Regions from separate parts of the Homo sapiens genome. Here regions 2, 3 and 4 are each linked to region 1. A link is a loop called in an ENCODE intact Hi-C map of the cell type or tissue named here. Cell type or tissue: prostate gland. All regions are shown on one strand. Links, peaks and the distances in the headings refer to the core of each region. The heading gives the core; the rest is flanking DNA. Region 1 overlaps FAM174B (family with sequence similarity 174 member B). Region 2 has its middle 28 kb from the start of FAM174B. Region 3 has its middle 45 kb from the start of LINC00930. Region 4 has its middle 11 kb from the start of FAM174B.

What was found. Hi-C counts contacts between places; a loop is a spot of excess contacts. Peaks named below come from ENCODE experiments on the same cell type or tissue, not always from the same donor. Only the 100,000 strongest peaks of a DNase experiment are listed, where the experiment ranks them.
Region 2: a loop joins it to region 1, with 2.9 times the contacts of the local background. A loop is called at or near these places in 18 of 110 quality-filtered maps.
Region 3: a loop joins it to region 1, with 3 times the contacts of the local background. A loop is called at or near these places in 21 of 110 quality-filtered maps.
Region 4: it touches region 1 in a loop (3-fold over the local background); 28 of 110 quality-filtered maps call a loop at or near these places.

Annotation. Positions count from the first base shown.
Region 1 is chr15:92,614,569-92,620,549 of GRCh38, reverse strand. FAM174B (family with sequence similarity 174 member B) reads left to right here. Exons shown (of 3, transcript NM_207446.3): 3 at 1,091-3,102. The coding sequence ends at 1,094. Among named protein-coding and RNA genes, the nearest start is that of FAM174B, 38 kb to the left of the region's middle. In prostate gland, for the core only: a CTCF peak has its summit at 2,844; DNase peaks (open chromatin) are centred at 679, 2,769 and 3,399; H3K27ac peaks cover 5,000 bases.
Region 2 is chr15:92,680,815-92,686,795 of GRCh38, reverse strand. No RefSeq gene overlaps it. Among named protein-coding and RNA genes, the nearest start is that of FAM174B, 28 kb to the right of the region's middle. RefSeq lists an enhancer at 590-759 and a silencer at 3,063-3,357. In prostate gland, for the core only: a CTCF peak has its summit at 3,134 (motif pointing right); a DNase peak (open chromatin) is centred at 3,145.
Region 3 is chr15:92,524,562-92,530,542 of GRCh38, reverse strand. No RefSeq gene overlaps it. Among named protein-coding and RNA genes, the nearest start is that of LINC00930, 45 kb to the left of the region's middle. In prostate gland, for the core only: no CTCF peak of the experiment used is centred there; a DNase peak (open chromatin) is centred at 3,202; H3K27ac peaks cover 1,264 bases.
Region 4 is chr15:92,664,159-92,670,139 of GRCh38, reverse strand. No RefSeq gene overlaps it. Among named protein-coding and RNA genes, the nearest start is that of FAM174B, 11 kb to the right of the region's middle. RefSeq lists an enhancer at 5,254-5,753. In prostate gland, for the core only: no CTCF peak of the experiment used is centred there; no DNase peak of the experiment used is centred there; H3K27ac peaks cover 465 bases.

The DNA of each region.
Region 1 (5,981 bases), core at 546-5,545:
AGCCACCAAGCCTGGCCACAGATTTAGTTTTTAAACTTATGCTTATTTTTTTGAGACGGAGTCTTGCTCTGTTGCCCAGGCTGGAGTGCAGTGGTGCGATCTCTGCTCACTGCGAGCTCTGCCTCCCGGGTTCACACCATTGTCCTGCCTCAGCCTCCTGAGTAGCCGGGACTACAGGCACCCACCACCACTCCCGGCTAATTTTTTGTATTTTTAGTAGAGATGGGGTTTCACCATGTTAGCCAGGATGGTCGCGATCTCCTGACCTTGTGATCCATCCGCCTCGGCCTCCCAAAGTGCTGGGATTACCGTGCCTGGCCTAAACTTATTTCTTGTACTTCTTATGTTTTCTGACACTGTGGTGTGGGCCCGGGGTTTAAAGGTAAGGAAGCTTAGATGTGGCTTTTGTCTCAAGCTCCCAGTCTAAGCAAGAGACCAACACTACTCAGATACATAAACCAGGAGTCAGCAAACTATGGCCCATGGGCCAAATCCAGCCCACTGTCTGTTTTTGTACAGCTCAGGAGCCAAGAATGATTTTCACATTTTAATGGTTGAAAAAGAACCAAAGGAAGAATACTATTTTATGACATGAGAAAGTAACATGCAATTCAAATTTCAGTGTCTATAAATAACATTGTACTGGAACACAGCCATGGCCAAGCATTTCTTGCTGTGGCTGCTGTTCCACCCCAACAGCAGGGTTGAGGAGTTATCACCGTGATTGTGGGATCTGCAGAGTTTACAATATTTCCTCTCTGGACTGTCACAGAAGAAGTTTTCCAACCCCTAGTGTAAACACCCTGGAAGTGCTGGCAAGGAGAGGGATATAAGGAGAAAGAGGTTGTGTTCTAGGGAGTCTGTGTGGGGAGCTGGGGGAGGGATCCTTAGTTGGGAACTGTGGGGAGGGAGGGGGTTTGCTGGAAGAGTGGATTGCGCCTTCCAGACAGCACGCTCAAAGGTCCTGTGGCTGGGGACTGTGGCCTTTTCACTGGCTGAGAGGGTGAGGGATAGAGATGTTCAGGAGGGGTCAGAATGGGTGCGAGGCTCTGCCAGAAGGGGCTTACTCTTGTCCTTCCCTTTCTTTTAGGTAAAACCTGTTTCCCAGCCTGGTGGCATCCTGTGGAAAGTTGGTCAGCTGCAACCTGGGGTGTGAAGGACTGGACCTGGAAGCCCTCTTGCGTCGGAGGTGTTGAAACCAAAACGAACGTTATGTATAAAACCCCAGCTCCATCGTGCGTGTCAGGCATCTGCTCAGACTGTCACTGGCAAGCTCGTTTCCACGTCACCACAATGGAGTTGCTTCTGCCACCCTTTGGGCATCCCTTTAAAGTGCCCCCTACTTCTACTCCCCATGTAAGAGGCTTTGTGCCTTGCTAAGGAGCAAAGGGTAGAAACATGTTGATTTTAAAGAAGTTTTTTTAAGACAATTGTTGACAATAGTAAAAGAGATCAGGAGGATCAAGAATCTAAAACAAGCCTGAAGGATGTCCAACTGTGTATTTAGAATTTCCGACATTCTTCTCTACTGGATCTACACATTGGACCCCATCTGATCCTTTGCTGCTTTTTTGGCTTGGTCAGGTCCTGGCCTCATTTTGGCGTTACCTGTGTCAGAGTTCAAGGTGGATGTGCTTAGAGCTGGTCAGCCCCTTCCAGACCTGGACACGTCTGTGGCTCCTTTTCTTTCTTCCTTTTTTTTTTTTTTTAAAAAAAAAAAAGGTTCAGCAGAAATCAGCGTGGCTAGTTCACAAAGAATTTCCAGTATCAGGGAAAAACTGTGCGTGTGTGTGTGTGTGTGTGTGCACGTGTGTGCGTGTGCACGTGTGTGATACCTATAAAACAGTTTCTCCTTCTCTGAAGGGAAAGGAAAGTGCTAGGCAGCCTGTGATTAGCAACATTCTTTGTGCTTTTTTGTTGTTCCTCTGCTCTGTCACAGTTCTACGTTGTTTGCCTTAGAAATGTAATTTTTAAAAACCATTTTAAAAATGAACGGTGATTTGGCTGGCTGGAAAAAATCACACTGTCAGGGGACTATATTTGAAGTCAGTCTAGACGGGGCTGGACTAGGAACCCACCTGGACCCAGGAGACCCCACAGGACCCAGGAGGTCCCTGCCGGAAGGCAGAGGTTCAGGTGAGAGTGGCTCACCTCTGAGCTGGTGAAGTGAGGACTTGCCTGTGACATGACCCAGGGATCTGCTGCTGGCTTCTGGAGACAGGGCCTTGGGCTGACTTCTCAGGTTGATTGAGGCCTCCTGACTAGCGGTGTTCCCAGGCTAGAGGTGATTGGCTGCAACAAAGATGCTTCTATTAGTCTATTAGCAGTGCCTTCGGGACCCTGGGATTTTGCTCTCTCTAGAAAGGTGTTTTTTATTTTTTTATTTTTTATCTCCCCCTTTTTTCCTGGCTTTGCTCCAGGGTTTGTGTATTTGCCTGTTTATTGTCCTGCTCTTTTTTTTTTTGGATGAAAACTCCAGCCTTTCCTGACTCACCTCCATCTTCGGTTCTTCAGTTTTCTGAGAAGAGTTGGGATATGTGGGAAGGGGCATGGGAGCTCGGCAGCCTCCGCCTGCCAGGAAGGCAGTTTCGCCTCTGCAGGAAAGAGCAGAGCCCGTGGGAAGCCCTGGGTGAGGGTGGCGCAGCCGGCCCAGCACGCATGGTATTGCCAGCCACGGGGGGCCTGCGTGTAGTCTCTGCTCCCTGCATTTCACCTTCTTTGTTGACTTTCCTTCTCTGTTTTCCCCCATCTGTTTGCCAGAGGGGTGGGACTGGCAACAGAACAGCCGTGGCTGCTTTATCTCTCCTCTCCACGGTGTACTCAGGCCTGAGTGGTGACTCACGGGAGCCTGGCCACCTCGCAGCTGTTCGCCCCCTCAACCTTTGAACTGGAACTGCTGGCTCACACAGGGTTTTCGACAACTGCAGCTGAATCTCATGGAAAAGCTGGATTCCTCTGCCTTACGCAGAAACACCCGGGCTCCATCTGCCAGGTGCTTGCCACTGGTCCTGGCAGAAATGGCGGCTGCTGAAAGTGACCTTCCAAATCCTTGGTGGCACTTCAGCGCCACAGGCTCTCCAATAAAAACCCTTTACACACAAACCATGAGTACCTTGGGCTTGGATGTTTTCTGTGGTGCCGGCCAGCGGGGCACCTTTTGTGAAGACAGAGGTGGGTGGGCCCAAGGCTGAGGAGGAGGGCGGGGATGGGAGCTGGGCTGGAGGTGTTTGGATCCTGGTGATTAGAGAAAAGCTTGGAAATGAAAAAGGCTTGGTGGTGGAGGGGCATGCATGCTGTTTTTACGTCTACATATACAATTGGAGGCTCACTCGCTCATTTCCTGGAAGCTTGCTCCTTGGCTAGGAAATACTGAGGCCTAACTGTTTCCAGAGAATCTTGGGGCATCTCCAGAGAAGATAGAATCAATCACATAAAAAACTGCTGGCTTGTAACTGCCTCATACCTGGCTTGCTTTACTCTATGAGTAAGCATGGGATGCATCTGGGCCGGGTTCACAGCGAGCTGAGAAAAAGCCGGGGGAAAAGCCCATTTGCTGCCGTCCAGCTGGTTCCCTTGGAGGTCACCAAGGAGCTGGGGGTGTGGTCTGTGTCCCTCCTCCCTGAGGAGCTACTCCTGTGCTCCGTCTTCTCTACCACTGTAGCAGTGACTAAGGTTCTCCAGGGTAGCTCTTTCTCCAAACAGCTGCGCTGGAAGCCAGCCCTAGAGAGTGGGTTTCCCCATCATCTCAGGCTTCTCAGAGAGTGTCCTCCGCTGAGCACCCATCCTGTCAGGTTGGCTCGTTCAGATGCCCGGGGACAAGCCAGCCTGACGGGGAGGAGGGTGTTTCGGCGTCCGCGGCAGTCTCTGCATGGCGGAGGGTCAGCGGGTACCGCAACTTGCCTTTTGGTTTTGAAGATTCTGTTGAGGCGCCATCCTCACCTTGACCTCTTCTACAAAATCTGTCTCCCCTGCTGTGCCGTGGAACACCTACGGGAAGCCAGTAAGTTAAAGTCCTAAGATCAAAGCCCCTCCCTCTACTGCCTGCATCTCCTGTCATAAAAGCCTGAATTGTATGGTTATTCTTACACCCTGTGGGGATGGGGGATGCTTTATACGGACATGGCACATTATCCTCAAAGGGCCCTGGATGCACCCATAAGTTTGTGTCCCGTGCTTGCCCCCTTTGGTGAAATTCTTGGCTGTCGGTGTCATTTTAAGGAAATCAGGGGAAATTACCCAGAAGATCAGGGTCTGTAGGAGAAGAGGGGTAGGGGATGCATCAGTGACCCAAACTTGCTGGTGAGATTTGGCAGCTGAAGCCATTTAAAGAGATTGGCGGTTGGGCGTGGTGACTCATGCCTGTAATCCAGCACTTTGGGAGGTGAGTAGATCACCTGAGGTCAGGAGTTCGAGACCAGCCTGGCCAACATGGCGAAACCCCCATCTCTACTAAAAATATAAAAATTAGCCTGGTGTGGTGGCAGGTGCCTGTAATCCCAGCTACTCAGGGGACTGAGGCAGAAGAATCACCTGAACCTGGGAGGCGAAGGTTTCAGTGAGCTGAGATCACGCCACTGCACTCCACCCTGGGCAACAAGAGTGAAATTCCATCTCAAAAAAAAAAAAAGATTGGCACCTTGGTGTTGCCAGTTTCTGAAGAGGGGAGAGGAGGGTTATGTTACAAGCATCACCAACAAAGAGCATTGTGACTCAGCAGAGGGGAGAGCAGTAGTAAAGACTTTGGGGATGATGCTGGACTGCCTCCCCAGCCACCCACCTTCCTTGCACACGCTTCTTGTGGCAGCATCATGAGTTTGCAGGTCCAGATGTTGCTTGCATTGTAACCACAGCTCCCTGTGCCCCCCAGTGCCTGCTGTATTTGGGTTAGATATTTTCTTATAAATAAATGATTTAATCTTTTCAGGGTGAGGGGCGAGCCCTGGGGACCTGGAAGGTGTTCACTCCAGCACCACTAGTTCAGAAAAAGGGTCTGTCCCATAAGGCCCCCAGGCTGCTCGTATTGACAGGTGCGAGCCGGCGCTTCCCTCCAGCCCGGTGGTGCCACAGTTGCTTGTGGTTTTTATTTATCAGAGAATTCAAGAACACCTGATGTGGACTCAGTGTACACAGCATACCACTTGCGAAAACCGAGTTTGTTTTCCATTATTTTCGAGAACTAAATAGACGTGACTCTTCCGGGCGGTTGTCATGAGCCACTCCCTGCCTTGCTACCTGAGTCTTCTTGGGTCCAACAAGTACCTGGGTGTGACTCTCCTTGTAAAGTGCCTCAAAATTTGCTGTTATTTCTTGTTAGGCTTAGTTAGTTGGTTTATTAGCAAGCTCATTTTCCCTGGGATGGGTTTTTTGATGAGCTGAGTTGATGTGGATGGGAACACAAGGCGCTCTTGTGTGTCTGTTGGCATCCAGGTGGCCCACAGTGTCTAGTATAAATGTCTCCATGGCTGATCTGGCCTGGGGTGCTGTGAACAGGCTTCCTGCTGTGAGCAGGTAAGAGTGTTGTGAATGAATTATCCCCAGAGTCTGCAAGACAACCGGCCAGGTGGTGCTGAGTGTGGCAGGAAGAGGAATCGGATGCAGACAGACAGGCATGTGTTTCCTGGCCTCACTGCTCACTCATGAACCCTGTGACCTTGGTCCCACTTTTTCCATCTGCGCTATAGGAATGCACCTCTTTGGTTACTGTGATCATTAAATTACGTAATTTAGCCAAATACCTGCTGCAGGTGCCTGGCACCACCGGCACCACCAGCACCACCAGGAATGGTCGCCACTAGCACCACCACCTCCACCATGAATAGTTTTTGCGGTCTTCCTGGGTGCCAGGTGCCTTTGCACACACACTTCCTTATTCAGTCCTTAACAGCATCCTTTAGGTAGGTATTATTCCTGGAACAGACTGATCATTTCCAGAGGCCCAGGGCTGTTTCCCCTGGATCATATTTACCTCCCTGGCTCTCCAT
Region 2 (5,981 bases), core at 331-5,330, 66 kb before region 1:
GAACAGTACCCACATATTTCATTTAATCCTCACAACTGTGTGACAAATTTTTTTGGCCTCAGATTGTGAGGGTTGGTTGATTAGTGATACTTCATTGTTGATCAGTGCAATGTCCCTCTCTTGCTTCACTTATTTTTTTACCCTTTTAGCTTATTCTCCATGTCCATTCCCCAGTCTTACTAACAGCAACCGTTCTGATATGTTTGATGTATGTTCTTCTATTTGTGTTGTTTTATGTGTTTGTATTTTAAATTTACATGAATGGTATGGTAGCTTTCATCCTGTTTTCATTCTTTTTTCACTCACTACTGTTTAAAAAACTTTTTATCATGCAAAAATTTCAAACATTTTCAAAAATCAAATGGTATCTTAACTTTAATGTACTTATCACTCAAAGTCAAGTACAAACTTGTGGCCAATTATATTTTGTCTATACCCATTTTTTTCCTACTCACGCATTGCTCTGAAGTAAGTGGCAGAATCACTATTTCATCAGTAAGTATTTTGGTATGTACCTCTAAAATATAAGTACTTTAAAAATATGTAATCACTGTATCATATTATCATACATAAATATTAATATTAGCAATGATCATTTAATATCATCACCTATTCAGCTGATCAGCGTTTCCCAATTGTCTCATCATTATTTAGTTACTTGAATCAAGATTCAAATAAGATTTATACATTGTGTTTGTGATCTTTTTTTATCTTGCAATTTATTTGTTGAAGATCAGGTAATATATTCAGGGAGTTTTCTATAGTCTGAATTTTTCTGACTGTATCTCTGTGCTGCTGTTTAACATGTTTCTCTGTCCTCTCTATGTCCTGCAAATTGGTAATTATATAGATGCTTGGTCGGATGCAGGTCTAATTTTTGGGGGACAGGAAATACTTAGTATGTAAACTTTTAGACTTCCATTAAGAGGTGTCTAATATTGAGGTTTTTTTTTTCTTTTTTTTTTTGTTTGTTACGTCAGCAACGTTGATGGTCAGTGCCTAGATCCATGAGTTCCTTAGGGGTTACAAAATGTTGATAATCTAATTCTATCACTCCTTGTTTATTTATTAGCTGGCATATTCTATAAAGGGAAACTTTCCCTCACTAATTCTTCAGTAACACTGAGATGTAGTTTGTATAGAAAAGGCAAGATAAGTGCTTGATACTTTTATTTATCAATTTTCAAAATAATGAGTTCCTTCAAAGATATAGAAATAAGGCTTAAGATTAATATAAAACCCATGAATTCAAACACTTTTGATGATATTATTTGCAGTTATTATTCAATCAATGCTTAAATTGTCCTATCTTTGGCAGATGAGAGCCATTGCATGTTGTTTTTTCTAAAGTTGTTATTAACACCACCTTTTTAGTCTTTGACAGCTTTCTTACAGGCTGGTATAAGATGTTCCTGGCTCATCTTACACATTTCTTGCCTCAGACCTAGAGTCAGTCATTTCTCCAAGGAGGCCTGGTTTTTGATGAGTGGGAAGTTGTACTCCGAGGCCGCAGCCTGGGTGCTAGGAGAACTGTTTTTATACCTTATCCGTGTTGCCCTGTGTACATCCAATCTGCTTTTTTGAAGGCTACATCATATTCCATAGTGTGCATTCTCTACATGACTCAAGTCTGTTCCTCCAGTGCTCCACCTCCCTGCTAGCACAGACTACACTACCATGAGCGCGCATGTCCCCTTATGAACCTGTATGAGAATCCTTCTAGGATACATATTCCAGAGTCTATATGAGGCTTTTTTAAAGATCAATGTTACCATCCTTATTTTACAGGGGAGGCCACTAAGCAGCTGGGGGAAAGAAAGAGACTGTGGAAAGGGGACAGAGGGAGGGCTTGGAGAAGGGAAATGGGGCCAGAGGTAGAGTGGGAGAGCTTAAGTCTCCATTTCCCTTGTGTCTCTCTCGAGTGGAGGCCGTTTATTCTGTGGTGGTCCTGGTTTCATGGGTCCTGGAGGAAGGGCAGGCCAGGGCATGGATTAACATTCTCTTAGCTTTTCGTGGCTGCTTCCACATCGTTCTTCATGAGCCAAAAACTCCCAGTGTCTTAGGGCTCCTGCCATTGGAATATCTCACTCCTCTAAGGTTGTGTTTGTCATCTACACTTTGGGGTTTCTTCTGCACATCCACCAAAGTCTTTGTCAGATGACCGTGAGTCTTTTCCCCTGCGTGTCTACTTTTGTTTCTTTATTTATTTATTTTGAGACAGAGTCTCACTCTATCACCCAGACTGGAGTGCAGTGGTGTGATCTTGGCTCACTGCAACCTCTGCCTCCTGGGTTCAAGTGATTCTCCTGCCTCAGCCTCCCGAGTAGCCAGGATTACAGGCACGCGCCACCATGCCATGTTAATTTTTGTATTTTTACTAGAGATGGGGTTTCACCATGTTGGTCAGGCTGGTCTCGAACTCCTGGCCTCAAGTGATCTCCACTTTGGGAGGCCCACCTCAGCCTCCCAAAGCGCTGGGATTACAGCCGGGATCCTCTCCACTTCTTCCCAGCATCCTGGACCACCTCCTTATCCACATGGATGACCTTTCCTGCACCACAGCCTCTCAGCAACTGGGTCTTCTCTATACCAATGCTCTCCTCTCTGTTCTCTTCAGGGGACCTGTTCCCATTGCCACACCATGGACAGAGGTGGCAAGGGCAAAGGCTTGAAGGCTTGAAAGATGGCCATTACAGTTAGGGCAGAGTGTGGAGCCTGCAGGGCAAGATGAGGCTTCATAATCAGGCAGGGCCCATCACTCAGCGCTTTGTTGGTCGTATTAAAGATTTTGGCCTGTATTATAGGAGAAATGAGACGCTACAGAAAGTTTTTAAGTGAGGGCAGAGAGGGTGACATGTGTTGGTGATGGTGACCTGATCAATTCGTGTATTGAAAAGACCTCCAGGACTCCCATGCAGAGAAAAGACCAGAGCAAGAGTAGACCCAAGCTTGCTGGTGAGGAGGCCATTTCCATAAGCCAGTGAGAGATTAGGGTGGCTTGGAGCAGGACAAAGACAAGTGGACAGACTCGGGGGATCTTTAGGAATAAAAGTCACCTAGACCTGTAGGACATGGGAGGAGAGCGAGGGGAAGCAGTCAGGGACGATTCCCAGGTTTCAGCTTGCTCAACTGGACAGCAGATGGTGCCATTCCCTTGGTGGGGGAACAAGCGGACGGGGCCAGGCTTTTGAAGTCTGATGGAGTTGTTGTTTGTATGTTTACGGGCAGGGGGATCACAAACACTCTTGGATATATTGAGTGTGAGAAGCCTTGGAAACAAGGCCATGAAGACTTGAGTGGGTAAGGGAGGGATACCCAGGTCTGGAGTTCAGAGGAGAGGTGTGGCCTGGAGGGGAAGTTGGTATCATCAGCATGTAGGTGGAAATGAAGGTGGAGGTGCTGAGATGGTCTAAGAAGGGAAGCCGTGGGAGCAAAGAAGCCGGTCTTGGCGCTGAGGAGAATGAATATGCAAAGGAGATGGATGTGGGGGCAAAGAGCCAGGAAGAGAGGCAGAAGAGTGCAGTGTCATGGAGGCCACAAGAAGGGCGTATTTCAAGAAGGGGCTCTTGCTCTGCTGAGAAAGGGAGGTCAAGGAAGAGGAGGAACATGTCTGTGAAATTTAGCAATGTGGAATCATGACTAAGCTTAGAGCCATGTCAGTGGAGTGACAAGCCGGAAGCCATGTGGGAGTTTGGGGGAGAGAGAGGGAAGTGAGGTGATAGAGGGTCTTCTAGGAAGGCCCCTCAAGGGCTGGGCTGACTGAGTTGTGAAGCTCGCCCTTTTGTCCTACTTCCTGCCAGGAATTTGGACCTGACAGCTGGACAACAGTGTGGCCATTCTTGGGGCCATGAGGAAAAGGCCTGGAGTCTGTGATGTGAACTCCTGGAGCTGCTGAACCATCAGCAGCAGCTTGCACAATTCTGGAATTTTTTTTTACTTGAGAAAAATAAAACCTTATGTGTTTTTGCAGCTGACAATAATTTGTAACTGATAGAGTGTGCTGCCTGCGTTATCTGGTTTAATCCCTACAACTGCCTATTATTACTCCTATTTTACAGACAAGGAGACCCAAACACAGAGAGGTTAAGAAAGTAGAGTCACACAACTAAGGTGGCAGAACTGAGTTTAAAGACAGGGTTTCTCCTGGATGAGATTGGAGACTCTTACTTTAAGTGAAGTAACTCGGGAATGGAAAACCAAACATCGTATGTTCTCACTCATGAGTGGGAGCTAAGCTCTGAGGATGCAAAGGCATAAGAATGACACAATGGACTTTGGGGACTCAGGGAAAGAGTGCGAAGGGGGTGAGGGATAAAAGACTACAAATTGGGTTCAGTGTACACTGCTCAGGTGATGGGTGCACCAAAATCTCACAAATTACCACTAAAGAACTTGTTCATGTAACCAAACACCATCTGTTCCCCAATAACCTGTGGAAATAAAAATTTTAAAAAAAGACAGGGTTTATGACTCAAGACCAAGTCCTTAACCCCTGTAATATACTTTCTCAATAGCTATTATTGGGACTTTGGTGTTAATTGCCATTAGCCATCTCAAAAGACGACTGGGAAGATTACATGTCACAATGAGGCCAAATCTCCTTTCACTAAGGTAGGGATAGAGTAGGTGCTTAATGCATGCTTTGAAATACCTGACAATTCTTCCTGTACTTCATCTGTTACATATTTTGTGGAGATAGTGGTGGTGGTAGGGCATTGCTAGTAGACATTGAAAGTAATTTCTTTCCTTTTTTTTTTTTTTTTTTTTTTTTGAGACAGAGTCTTGCTCTGTCACCCAGGCTGGAGTGCAGTGGCACGATCTCGGCTTACTGCAACCTCCGCCTGCCGGGTTCAAACAATTCTCCTGCCTTAGCCTCCTAAGTAGCTGGGACTACAGGCGCGTGCCACCATGCCCGGCTAATTTTTTGTATTTTTAGTAGAGACGGGGTTTTACCATTCTGGCGGCCAGGCTGGTCTCAAACTCCTGACCTCATGATTCGCCCGCCTCGGCCTCCCAAAGTGCTGGGATTACAGGCTTGAGCCACCGTGCCCGGCTGAAAGTAATTTCTAAAACTATAATTCCACAATTCAACTTTACATGCACTCTAGTAGTTCATATTCAAAACTATCCTCCCGCTTATAATCACAGGGGAAAAAGTGCTGAAAGCAGAGAATCAAAGCTGCTGGTATAGGGAAATCAAGCTCCATTTCCACAGCTGTAACCATCTTTCAGCCACAGTGAGGAATGAGCACAGGGGGCTGGATCGCTTTCATTGCAGTTCTGTTAAGCATGATGTCACTAAGGGGGATTGTGAAATCACCCACTTCCAAGCAGAACAGAAAATCTGTCCAAGTTTTACAAATGTTATTTAAAATCTTAGCTGTCAGCCGTGAGAAAAATCCCTGCAGTCACATAAAAAAACCAGAATAGTTTTCAAAGATGGCTTTTATTACTAAGTTGTTACTATAAACATGCTTTCACCCAAACAGAGCAAAAATATGCAATTTCCTGAAAATGGGAGCTGTGAAATCACATCCCCAGAATATTTGTAATTACTGTTGATGATTCATTTATTAGCATTTCAGTACACATGTTGAGGGGGGAGGCGGGAAGACCAGCCTACCAGCATGTATCAACAATTAGTGGAGATACTATCTTTTCTTAATGAAATTTGATAAACAAAATTGCCTGATGGCTTGTATGTATTTTTTCAGAATTGAATAAAACTTAGAATTTATTAATGCACTTGCATTACTATAGTACTTTAAGCACTTGTCTAATATATACAGATTAAAACTTTACATGGTTTAAATAACAGGTTTTCCTCATCAAATATTTGGGTTAAATAAAAAAACCTGACATTTACATTCTTTTTTTTTCAATCATTGCCCAACAGTTTAGAACATAGAAAACTCAGTTTATCCCATATTCTCTATCACTACCATCTTGATCATGAAAGCTTATTTTAAAATGTGCCTATA
Region 3 (5,981 bases), core at 293-5,292, 90 kb after region 1:
AGGAAGATAAGAAAGAGTAAGGCTTATCCTACCTAGTCTAGAGAATATGTGGTTGGGCTCAGGGAAGGAAGGAGAGATGAAGGGAAATCCAGATTGTCTAGGGATCCTGCTCCTGTGCCCTTCTTCCTGCTGAGGAAGCAGTATGTTAGCCAGTTCTCGCATTGCTATAAAGAAATAACCTGAGACTGGGTGATGTATAAAGAAAAGAGGTTTAATTGGCTCATTGTTCCATGGGCTGTACAAGAAGCATGGAAGCACCTGCTTAGAAATTTCTTTGGCCAGACACCCTAAATCATTTTTCTCAAGTTCAAAGTTTCACAAATCTCTAGGGCAGGGGCAAAATGCCACCAGTCTCTTCGCTAAAACATAACAGAAGTCACCTTTGCTTTAGCTCCCAACAAGTTCCTTATTTCCATCTGAGACCACCACAGCCTGGACCTTATTGTCCATATCACTATCAGCATTTTTGTCAAAGCCATCCAACAAGTCTCTAGGAAGCTCCAAATTTTCCCACGTTTTCCTTTCTTCTTCTGAGCCTTCCAAAGTGTTCCAAACTTCTGCCTGTTACTCAGTTCCAAAGTCACTTACACATTTTCGGGTATCTTTTCTTCAATGCCACTCTTTACTGGTACTAACTTAATGTATTAGTTCATTTTCACTCTGCTGATAAAGACATACTGGGCAATTTACAAAAGAAAGAGAGGTTTAATGGACTTACAGTTCCATGTGGCTGGGGAGGTCTAACAATCATGACAGAAGGCAAGGAGGAGCAAGTCACTTCTTACATGGATGGCAGCATGCAAAGAGAGAGAGAGAGTTTGTGTAGGGGAACTCCTCTTTTTAAAACCATCAGATCTCGTGAGACTTATTCACTGTCATGAGAACAGCATGGGAAAGATCCACCCCCATGATTCAATTACCTCCCACTGGTCCCTCCCACAACACATGGAAATTCAAGATGAGATTTGGTTGGGGACACAGCCAAACCATATCACCCATTCATAAGAAACCATCCCTGTGATCTAATCACCTCCCATCACGTCCCACCTCCAACATTGGGGATTAAAATTCAACATGAGATTTGGGTGAGGACACAAGTCCAAACTATAACAGCCAGAGAGGTTGGAGGGGGAATGGTTGCACAGAGCCCATGAAGATATGCAGCTTTAGGGAGATGTCCATGCTCCACTGGCACAGGGAGGACCAGAGGGATTCCAGTGCTCCCAAACTTGGCTTGAAAGGAGTACAGAAAGTTGCAGGGCCAACAGCATTAGATACCAGCAAGAGGGGTGTATCCATGAGCACTTGGAAGGACAGATGTCTGAGAGACAGACAGAATGTAGCATGAATCAGGGATGTTTGTAGGAACAAATGACTTAGGTTGATAGCAAGGACTTCTCTTCTTTTCCCTCTGTTTTGCCACCCACCCATCAGGTACCTTGCCCAGGAGTCCCATAGAATGTTGAGTCTACACTGCCCAAAGCCAAAGCTAGGGATACCCTCAAATGGCGTTGAACCTGGGCTACCTCAGCTGCTAGTATAGTTCCATGTGGTTGTGGAAACTTCATAAAAATGCCTCTTATGGGTGGTCAAGTGCCAAGATGATGCATTTCCCTGGGCTGATTCAGCCCTATGTTCAGTGTGTGGCTTACCATGAAGGGCACAGGCTGAATTTCAGCTCCTACAGAAGCTCTCAGCTGAACAGGGCTTAACCTGTGCAGCCAAATGTGGAGGCCCTGTTTAGACTGAGGTTCAAACCCTCCAGGTGACTTTAGATCACCTATAGCTGTGTAGAAACAAGCTTTTCTCACCCAATAAGAGAGAGAAATTCAGTGATGTGTTAGCAGTACCCTGGGCTAGACATCAGAAGATTCACTTCTGGGAAATGCCATTTGTTCTCCATGTGAATCAGCATTGAAACTTGGAACCTCAGTTTCCTCATATGTTAAATGGAGGAGAAGAGCTCCTGCTTTTCCTTGCACAGCTGTAGTTTGGGTCAAATTCAGAGATATCCAGGAGGCTGTTTCGGGAGTGATGACTAGGGCTGAGCCACTAAAGTTCAAGAAGTCATGGAAGGAGGTGAGATGATGGTGTGAGTCCTTTTTTTTTTTTAAGGGGTCTTGCTCTGTTGCCCAGGCTGGAGTGCAGTGGCGTGATCTCGGCTCACTGCAACCTCCACCTCCCAGGTTCAAGTGATTCTCCTGCCGCAGCCTCATTTTTCGTATTTTTAATAGAGATGGGGTTTTGCTATGTTGGCCAGGCTGGTCTCAAACTCCTAACCTCAAGTGATCTGCCTGCCTTGGCCTCCTAAAGTGCTGGGATTATAGGTGTGAGCCACTGCGCCCAGCCAGTATGAGCACTTTTGAGCAAGATGTAAAGGTCAGGGGCCAAGGAACCTGTTTTTGTGGTAGGCTGAGTCTGCAGTTGGAGAGCAAGTGCAGGAGGAGGGGCCCTGGGCTGCACAGTGACCCAGGAGCTGGCCCAGGAGGGGCCTACAGGGTGTCCTTCAGAGCACTGTGAGTGGGAGGTAAGATTTTGCTGGGGCAGATGAAGTCTGGGTCCACCACCATTTGGTATAAATGGGCCCAATTTGGGCCGTGTGGCTTGCCACATGCAACTCTAATGTTAGAGAGCTGAGTCAGGAGCCTGACTGTGGCAGTCCAGGTCCAATCAGGAGACAGAAACTACACAGCAGATCAAAGAGAGAAAGTCTAATATAAAGAATGGTTATGACAAAGGAGTAACTTATAAGCAAATTTGTCACGGCTCCCTGTGACTAAGGGCGCCTACCCGAGGAAGGAAAAACTTGCTAGGGGTTAGGACTTCAGAGGTGAAGGAGTGGGAAGCAATGGAGTCTTCTTGTTTGGTCTGGAGTTGCTGGATAAGAAACGGGCCTCCGTCTGAAGTGCAGAGAAGGGAGCAGCAGTGGCTGGGTGTGCACACAGAGACCAGGCACTAGTGGGCTGGAACTTTTGGAACATGTGACCCACGCATGGGCTTTGGTTTCCATGTTAAGGGGGCTGCAGAAAAGTGATCGTCCATCCAGCAAGGCTGCAGAGTCACAGAGGGACTTCAGGTGGGTGGAAGAGTGGGGAGAGGCAAGGACACAAGTTCACCAGATGCCCTCACACCACCTCCAGCTGGTACTGGAAACAGCAGGAGAGCCAGTTTCTCCTGCAGTGCTCCCTGCTGAGGAGGCTGACCTCATGTTTACTATAAAAAACACCATGTACCTGGCACTCACCCAGGCTAAGTTCCACTAGCTGCCTGCCTGGCTGTTTTATAAAACCCTAAATGAAACAATCTTTAAAAAATGATGAGCTATCTCTTTCAGGTTACAATTTATTTTATATAATTTTGTTATTTTAGAAAAACATCCCAAGGTAATGTAAATCAGTCCAACCATTGTGGAAGACAGTGTGGCAATTCCTCAAAGATCTAGAAGCAGAAGTACCATTTGACCCAGCAATCCCATTACTGGCTACATATCCAAAGGAATATAAATCATTCTATTACAAAGATAAATGCATGCATATCTTTGCAGTGGTATTCATAGTAGCAAAGATATAGAATCAAACCAAATGCCCATCAGCGATAGACTGGATAAAGAAAATGTGGCACATATATACCATGGAATACTATGCAGCCATAAAAAAGAACAAGATCATGTCCTTTTCAGGGACAAGGATGGAGCTGGAAGCTGTCATCCTCAGCAAACTAACACAGGAACAGAAAACCAAATACCACATGTTCTCACTTATAAGTGGAGCTGAACGATGAGAACACATGAGTGCATGGCGGGGGGAACAACACACACTGTGGCCTGTTGGGGGTGGGGTTGGCAGAAGTTAGAGCATCAGGAAGAATAGCTAATGCATGCTGGGCTTAATACCTAGATGATGGGTTGATCTGTGCAGCAAACCACAATAGCACATGTTTACCTACGTAACAAACTTGCATATCCTACACATGTACCCAGGAATTTAAAATAAAAGTTGAAGAAAAAAATTAAATTAAAAATTCTTAAAAAAAATTCTCAAGGTTACATATGCACACACATATACATAAATTGACCAGAAAAAAGCGTGACAGTATAGGTTAAGGGAGCAAACTAGACCACAGACTATTATGATCCAAACTTTGTTCAACATAAGTCATTGTCAGTATATACATATAGCCAAATACCTGGAAAGATGCATAAAGAAATGTTGACCTGTTTTTTCTCTAGTAGTGTGGATAATTTGTTATTCTTTGAGCTCATCTGTGTTTTCCAATTTTCTACAATAAACTTGGTTTACTTGTGCATTAAAAATAGAAGAAAGAAGAAAGAGAGAAAGAGAAAGGAAGGAATGAAGGGAGGAAGGAAGGAAAGAATGAAGAAAGAAAGGAAGAAAGAAAGAAAGGAAGGAAGGAAGGGAGGAAGGATGGGAGGAAGGAAGGAAAGAATGAAGAAAGAAAGGAAGAAAGAAAGAAAAGAAGGAAGAAAGAAAAGAAGGAAAGAAAGAAGAAAGGAAGGAAGGGGAAGAAGGAAGGAAGGAGGGATGGAGGGAAAAAGGAAGGAAGGGCAGGAGGAAAGGGAGGGAGGAAGAGAGGGAGGAAGAAAGAAAAGGAAGGAAGGAAATAAGAAAGGCAAGGAAGGAAGGAAGGAAAGGGAGGAAAGAAGGGGGAAGGAAGGGAGGAAGGAAAGGCAGGGGGAAGGAGAACGACCTTGAGCTAACCCGGACAAAATGAAATGTGAAGATGTACAGAAGTGCTCAGCGTGGGTGAGCAACTAACACATCTTAGTTCCCCCGGGACCTTTGCTTTGCCAGGTGGAGTGAGAGCTGCCACATTCTCCTTCTTAGGCTCTGCCACCTGTGACCTCAGAGGCATGTTCTGGCCCTCAAGCTGCTTTTTGAGGATAGCTGTGGCCTTGGACGATCCTAAAGCTGCAAAACCATTCAGCAGCTGGGTGGACGGGAGGTCAGAACTCAGTTTGTTTGGCCTGGCTAAGTAGGTTATACTTTTATTAGACATTAACCTAGAAAAAAGCCGCAACCTGGGGAAAGATTTCTATTTAGAGCCAGGAAACTAGGCCACTTCTAAGATCAGTGACCTACATTTTCTGCTATAGAAATTTAAGATGAAATAGCGGTTGTTGCCATGCATGTGGGCGCTGAAACTCCATCAAAGGGCAGGGAGACAAGAAGGGGAGGAAGAAAGGGAGGCAGGCAGGGAATTTTAAAGAGCCGCCGTATTTGAAATCTTTTAAAACCAAGCCAACAATATTTAATAATGGAAGAAAAATGAGTATCCCAGCTGTGTATTTGTTTTCCTGGAAGAGCAATGTCTGCTAACTGGTAGCTCCTTCAGCAGGTAAAAAATCCATTTTATTCTGAGGCCTGTTAAAAAATGACATCTCCCCCAGGCCCCTGCCAGCCGTCCACAAAGACAAATCTTGGTGTCTCACGCTGGCTGCCAGCTGTCTGCTTTTTGTTATAGACTTCTGAGAAACTGTTTGCTTGATCTCATTGATCTGGGCTCTTTAGACTGGACCCTGTGGAGCCTCTAAGGTTAATGGGCTCTTGGGGCCTGAATTCCCATGAATCTTGGTGGTTGGGGGGAGTGGTTGTCTAGAAAAAGAAAAACAAAATGACAATAATGTATAGTGCTTTCTTATAATCCATAGCAGCCACATTGTGGAGTTGGATGGGTCAGGACCAACATTTAGGTTGTAACAACCAGATAGAAGGCTCCCAGGCCTGTGATCATTTCATTCTTCTTCAATTCATACTGGATTCTCTGTGATGTTTGTAATGTGGACACAAAGAGACCATTGCACCCATATCTGTGGTAGAATTTCTAATATTCCCCAATATCTAGCTCTCCTCTAATTCTGGTTCATCGAGCCTTGGAATTTCCCATGTCAGTGGTTCCGGTCATTGTATGCAGCAGAAGTAACTTGACAGGCATAGCATTAAATGCTGATGCTGGGTCCCTTA
Region 4 (5,981 bases), core at 648-5,647, 49 kb before region 1:
GCCACCGCGCCCAGCCCCTACATGCATTTAATCTTTACAACATTCTTACGAAATTGGTATTATGTCCATTTTACAAATGAGGAAACAGAGGCCGAGACCAAGAAATTTGCCTTCAATCATTCAGTAACAAACAAATATACAAATGAAAATAATAACTTGCCTAAGGTCATACAGCGAGGGGATGGGATCCGAACCACGGCCTTTAGTTCCTCCACTGCCTCCACACTACCTCAATAATGCGTTCAGCACCTATTTATTGAGTATGGGCTATATAAGTGCCTGACACCAGGATAGGTGTTGGGGACACGAAGATGATCAAAGTAAGCTTTCTGCTGCCTCCAATCTTATCAGAAAGACAGCTAACTCCAAAACAATGTGATCTGTGCTATTAGAGTTGCCCTTGTTTGCCCCGGACTCTCCTAGTTTTAGCACTGAAAGTCTCACATTCTGGGCAACTTCTTCATTCCTGCCTGGACTGGGACAGCTGGTCCACCTTAACTGTCCTAGAGGAATGTGTGTGGGCAGGGGTGAATTTGTATGGGGTGGTGGGGGATTGTGCAGAAGAGATTAGCAAAATCTTCACAAAGGAGCTTATGTCTTGTTTGTAGAATGATTAGGAGGAGTTCTTTAAGCAAAAAATGGAGAGGAGAGGGTTAAGGAAGAGCATTCCTGGTGGAAGAACCAGGGAGCAGTTTAGGCAAAGGCTCGGATGGAAGGAGTTTAGTAAAGTTAAGAGTTTGGGGTGCTGGGAGGTAAGGGTTAGATGAAGCTAGGAGTTTAGTGAATTTAGAGTTTGGGGTGCTGGGAGGTAAGGGTAGATGAAGCTAGGAGTTTAGTGAATTTAGAGTTTGGGGTGCTGGGAGGTAAGGGTAGATGAAGCTAGGAGTTTAGTGAATTTAGAGTTTGGGGTGCTGGGAGGTGGGGGTGGGGAAGCTGGGCCCATACTAAGGAATTAGGACTCTACTGGCAGAGTTTAAACCCCATAAGGGTTTTCAGCAAGGGAGTATTATGCTTGATTTTGCATTTGGACAGATCACTCTGATTACGATGTTAGGGTGGGAATTCTCCTGAAGAGAGGAGCCTGGAGTCTTGGAGAACGGTTGGAAGGATGTTATAATACAGGTGACACATGAGGACAGGAAAGAACAACAATAAGAAACATAATATGTAATGTTTATTGATGACTTAATACGTACCAGTTATTATGCTAAGTTCTCTACATGTGCTATCTCATTTAATCCTAATGATAAGTGAGCTGCTATCTTTATGCCCATATTACAGGTGAGGAAATTGAGACTTAAGGTTTAATTTAGTGCAAGTTACACTGAGAGTAAATGGCAAAGCCAAGATTCCAGCTCTTGCCTTCTGACTTTAAATACGTGCACTCAACTCCTGTTGCTTGCTATAAACTACGGCAGTAGGTACTTATCCATTCAGTCCAGCAACATTTATTGAGCACTTACTGTGTGCCAGATACATTTCTGGTTGATGAAGAAATAGCCAATGAACAAAACAGACACAACTCCTGATTTGATGGACATTACGTGTGTGTGTGTGTGTGTGTGTGTTTTGAGAGACGTATAAACAAACAAGTTACACTAACTTACTCGTGGTTGGATTTGGACTGTTTCTGGAGAGAAGAGGAAGGACTTAGTAATGGGGGGATTGTAGGGGGACCCCTAGGTTCCTGCCTCCGCCAAGTGCAGTGTGGTGGCCAGCAGAGCGTAGGAGCTCTGGAGGTAGGGCAGGTTTTGGGGAACGATGAAGAATCTTGTGTGGGACATGCTGGGTACCTGAGAACCCAGGGAGAGGGGCCAGAGTGAGAAAAGAACTCAGCAGGAAGCCCTGGGGACTGAGTTAAAAGGGAGAGGAGCCAGCTCCCGAGAGAGGGGACAGAGAGGTCAGAGGGAAGATAGAAAACTGGAGACCTCCAAGGCAGGAAGCCCTGGCATCATCAAATGCCACTTAGAGGTTCAGGGAGGGCAAAAGGGAGACACACAAAGTTGTAGGCTCTCCCCTCCCGCTCCCCCTCCCTCCCTCCCATTCCCCCTCCCGTTCCCCCTCCCTCCCTCCCTCCCTCCCTCCCTTCCTTCCTTCCTTCCTTCCTTCCCCTCTCCTCTTCCCCTCTCTCTCTCTTTCTCTCTCCCTCTCTCCCTCTTGGTTTCTCTTTTCTTTTCTTTCTCAGTGAGAAACCAGAATGGGAAATATCTACTGGAGGGTGAAGATACAGGAGGAAGCAGAGGTAATGCGTGAAGCAGAGCCTCAGAGGAGGTGGAGGAGGGTTGAACTCAGGGCCAACGTGTGGGGGCTGGTCTCAAACAGGAGGGTGTATCCCTGAGGCTGGAGAGGAGTGAGAAAAAAATGGTCAGGAACGCAGAGCAGCGCCTCTCGGGAAGTGGCTGCCAACGTTACTTGTGAGGTGGAAATGTCCAAAGTGGGTCTAGGATGCATCAACACAGGGGTGAAGGTTTGGGCTCCACACTGTGGGGAACAGGAGAAACAGCCATCCACCCGGGGCCATCCCCAAACTGACCTTTTCTGTGTCCCTAACCCTCAGAGGCCCGAGCTCTGCCTGGGAATTAAAACACAAATTCCTGCAAACGTGAGGTCTAACTCCACTGTCACGGAGAGGCTGACGATGCCAGCTGTGGGAATTGCAGTGGGGACAGGTATGGAGAGGATGTTTCTGGACATGGGAGTGACTGCCACTTGGAGCTGCAGGCAGAAGCAACAGCTGGTGTGTTTTCCTGAGCAGGTTGGGGGATGGCTCAAAATCAATATTTACTTTACAAACAGCCATCCGGAGGGTGAACCGCCCTGCCTCTCACCCTCAGCTTTTCTGGGGAAAGATGTCTGTGGCCTGCTTAGCTCTGCCCTGCTGGTCTTCGCCTCTCGATCCAAAGCAACTTTGATGTGTATGGGAAAAGTACTGCACTGTGAAAGGAACTGTGGACAGATGGTCCACCTGAGCTCAAAGGTGGGGTCCCTCCACGTATGCACCTCAGGACTTTCCATCCTGTGGGAATCTCCTAAAAAGTTGCTCCATGGGTGGCACTCTCTGAGCAGCACGATTGGTGGGGAGGGCTCTGTCAGCAATATTATGTCGTCACTGACGTCTGCAGGCTCTCCTAGGGGACACTTCAGAAACTTTCATAGAAATATTTCTCTTTGGCAACAGCTCGCTGTTTCCATGGTTTGACGATACTAGCCAGCTGTAAAGTAGGCCAGCACGGGAGAGGGCGGCCCTGGGGACACGGGCTGCATGGCACGCTCATTTCCAACCCTGGGGCAAGTCAGATAACCTCATTAGGTCTCCATTTCCTAATCTTCAAAATGGAACAACAGTGTGAGCCTCAGTGGCCTGGTGTTGTGAGAATGAGGATTAAAGAACTGCAAATTTTTGAGTTTTTTTGGTGAATAATTGTGAAGTCTTTTGGAGGACATATTTCAGAAACAAATGAAATAATAAAGCAGACCTTAAATGTATTGATATAAATTTTGCATAGGTCCAGTAACCTTTTCTTTGCTACGCTTAGTGATCTACTGATTTAAAAAGAGTCCTCTCATATGATACTGACAGAACATTTTTAACCTATTTTTTTTTAACCAGCAATAAGTTTACATAGTTCAACATTCCAAATGCATGAAGGGATACAGTTACTATTCCCTTTCCTGCCCCTGTTCCAGCCATCCAGAGTTCCCCTGCCTAGGTAGGGTGACCAACTGGTCCTGCTTTGTCTAGGACTTTCTGTTTTAGCTCTGAAATGTCCTCATCCCAGGAGACTCCTGAAACCCCAGCAGACTGGGATGGTTGGTCACCCTCTGCCATAGGCAACCAACATTATGAGTCTGTCATGTGTCCTTCTGAAGATATTTTGACAACAGCAATGTTAGTATTAAAAAAAATCCTTTTAGGTAAAGAAATAAAATGTCTTTCTCATAAAACACTAATGCATGAGGCTGGGCATGGTGGCTCATGCCTGTAATCCTAGCACTTCAGGAGGCTGAGGCGAGTGGATCACCTGAGGTCAGGAGTTTGAGACTAGCCTGGCCAACATGGTGAAACCCCGTCTTTACTAAAAATACAACAATTAGTCGGGCGTGGTTGCGGGTGCCTGTAGTCCCAGCTACTTGGGAGGCTGAGGCAGGAGAATCGCTTGAACCCGGGAGGCGGAGGCTGCAGTGAGCCGAGATCACACCACTGCACTCCAGCCTGGGTGACAGAGCAAGACTCCGTCCCAAATACAAACAAACAAACAAAAAACCAAACTAATGCATGACATCAAGGGGATAAGGGAGCCCACAATAACATGGAGGCCCAAATCTTATCATCAAACATAATTGTTTTTCCCATAATTGTTCTTACGATTGTAATTTCCAGCTCCAGAATTGCTATCCTTCTGCAAAGGAAAACTCCCTCTCAGTCTTGGGAAAAAGACTCCTGTAAACGTTAACAATCTGTGGCCCCATTTCTCATAGCCGTGGTTGACCGTAGACTCCATTATCAATTTGTTTATAATTTATTTTTGTGGAGTTAAAAAAAGCATTTGTGTACTTGGGATTTGGATTTCATAAGTATGCTTATTTGGCAAGTTATCTTTTAGATTTCCCTGTGCAAATGTAACTGATTTGGGAAAGCCCCATTTCAGAGAAAGCATAACACAGCCCTTATCACGTGTGAACTGAGAAAGACATCGGAAAGCCTTTTCCAGGCTAAAAATAGACCTAGAACGAGGTGTATTTTAGCTTCGGGACTTTCGCAAACTTTCTGGCAAACTAGCACTTTATTGTTTATGTATAAGGGGCTGACGTTCCTTTTAAATGTTCTAGCTTCAGGCTATCTTACTTTTGTGCAAAAAAGGATGAATTATTTATAAAAAGAGGCAAAAATATCACATGATAACACCCTCGTTTCTGGCGGGGAGTAAAATGAGCTGCAGCTGGTGCTGTGTCAGCTCCACAGGCGAGGTGCAGAGAGCAAGCGGAGGATGGGCTTGATCCTCTGATCCCTTGAGAGGGCCTGATGTCTGAGATGCAGCCTGTCCCCCTCCAGGATGGAGGGAGAGACCTTTAATTCTCATTCTCTCTCTCACTCATCACTCATTTTCTCTCTCTCTCTTTTTCTGTCTCCCTCTCTCTGGCAAACTTGGGAAGGCAAAGTATGGAGACCTTTTATAAGCTCAAGTGTGCGCAGAAGCTGGTTTTATGGAATTATTTGTATACACTAATTCTGCCAGCCTCAGTTTCTTCATCTGTGACAGGAGGTGATAACCGTATTTTCTCCTTAGGCCTGATGTAAAGCGCCTGACGCTAAGTAAATGCTCAATAAATATTAGCTAGTATTCAAGCTTGCCTGGCTGCTCAGAGACACAGAGGGGCGGGGTGAGCGAGTGGGCTGAGGAAGGACTGGAGAATATAAAGGCAAGGGGCTGCATTACCTGAGGGTAGAGAGGTCAGCTGAGCTGACCGGCTCTTCCTGGTTTGTCTGGGACTAACCTGCTTTTAAAAACACAGTCCTGCATCCTTGGAAATCTCTCAGACCCAGGCAAAACCAGAGGGTTGGCCGCTGTCCTGAGTTAGGTTAGGATGAATTGTCCCTCGTTTATTTTTCCTCGGTCTCAACTGAATGCTGTGTTACTGTACCAGGGTTCCATCATGTGTGTGCACAGGCAGGGACAAGAGAGCCACCTGACACACCCTGTGTCGCTCTGCCTGACTCTGGCCACCCCACCTGTCTGTGTTGTGACACAGTATTGTAACAAAACTGCCAGGCCCAGGGTTCCCCTGCCTACTCTGCCTTCCACCCAGTGGGGTTGTGCGGAGCCTCCCAGCAGGCCCAGGAAAGGTGGGAGGAAATTGTGCAAAGACTTAAGACAAACGAGGGAAATCCAATTCCTTTTATTATGTGGATGATAACAACTGTGTGTAAAGGAGTCTGTCTGAGAAGTGGATTTGATCATGACATTTACTAGTATTTGGGG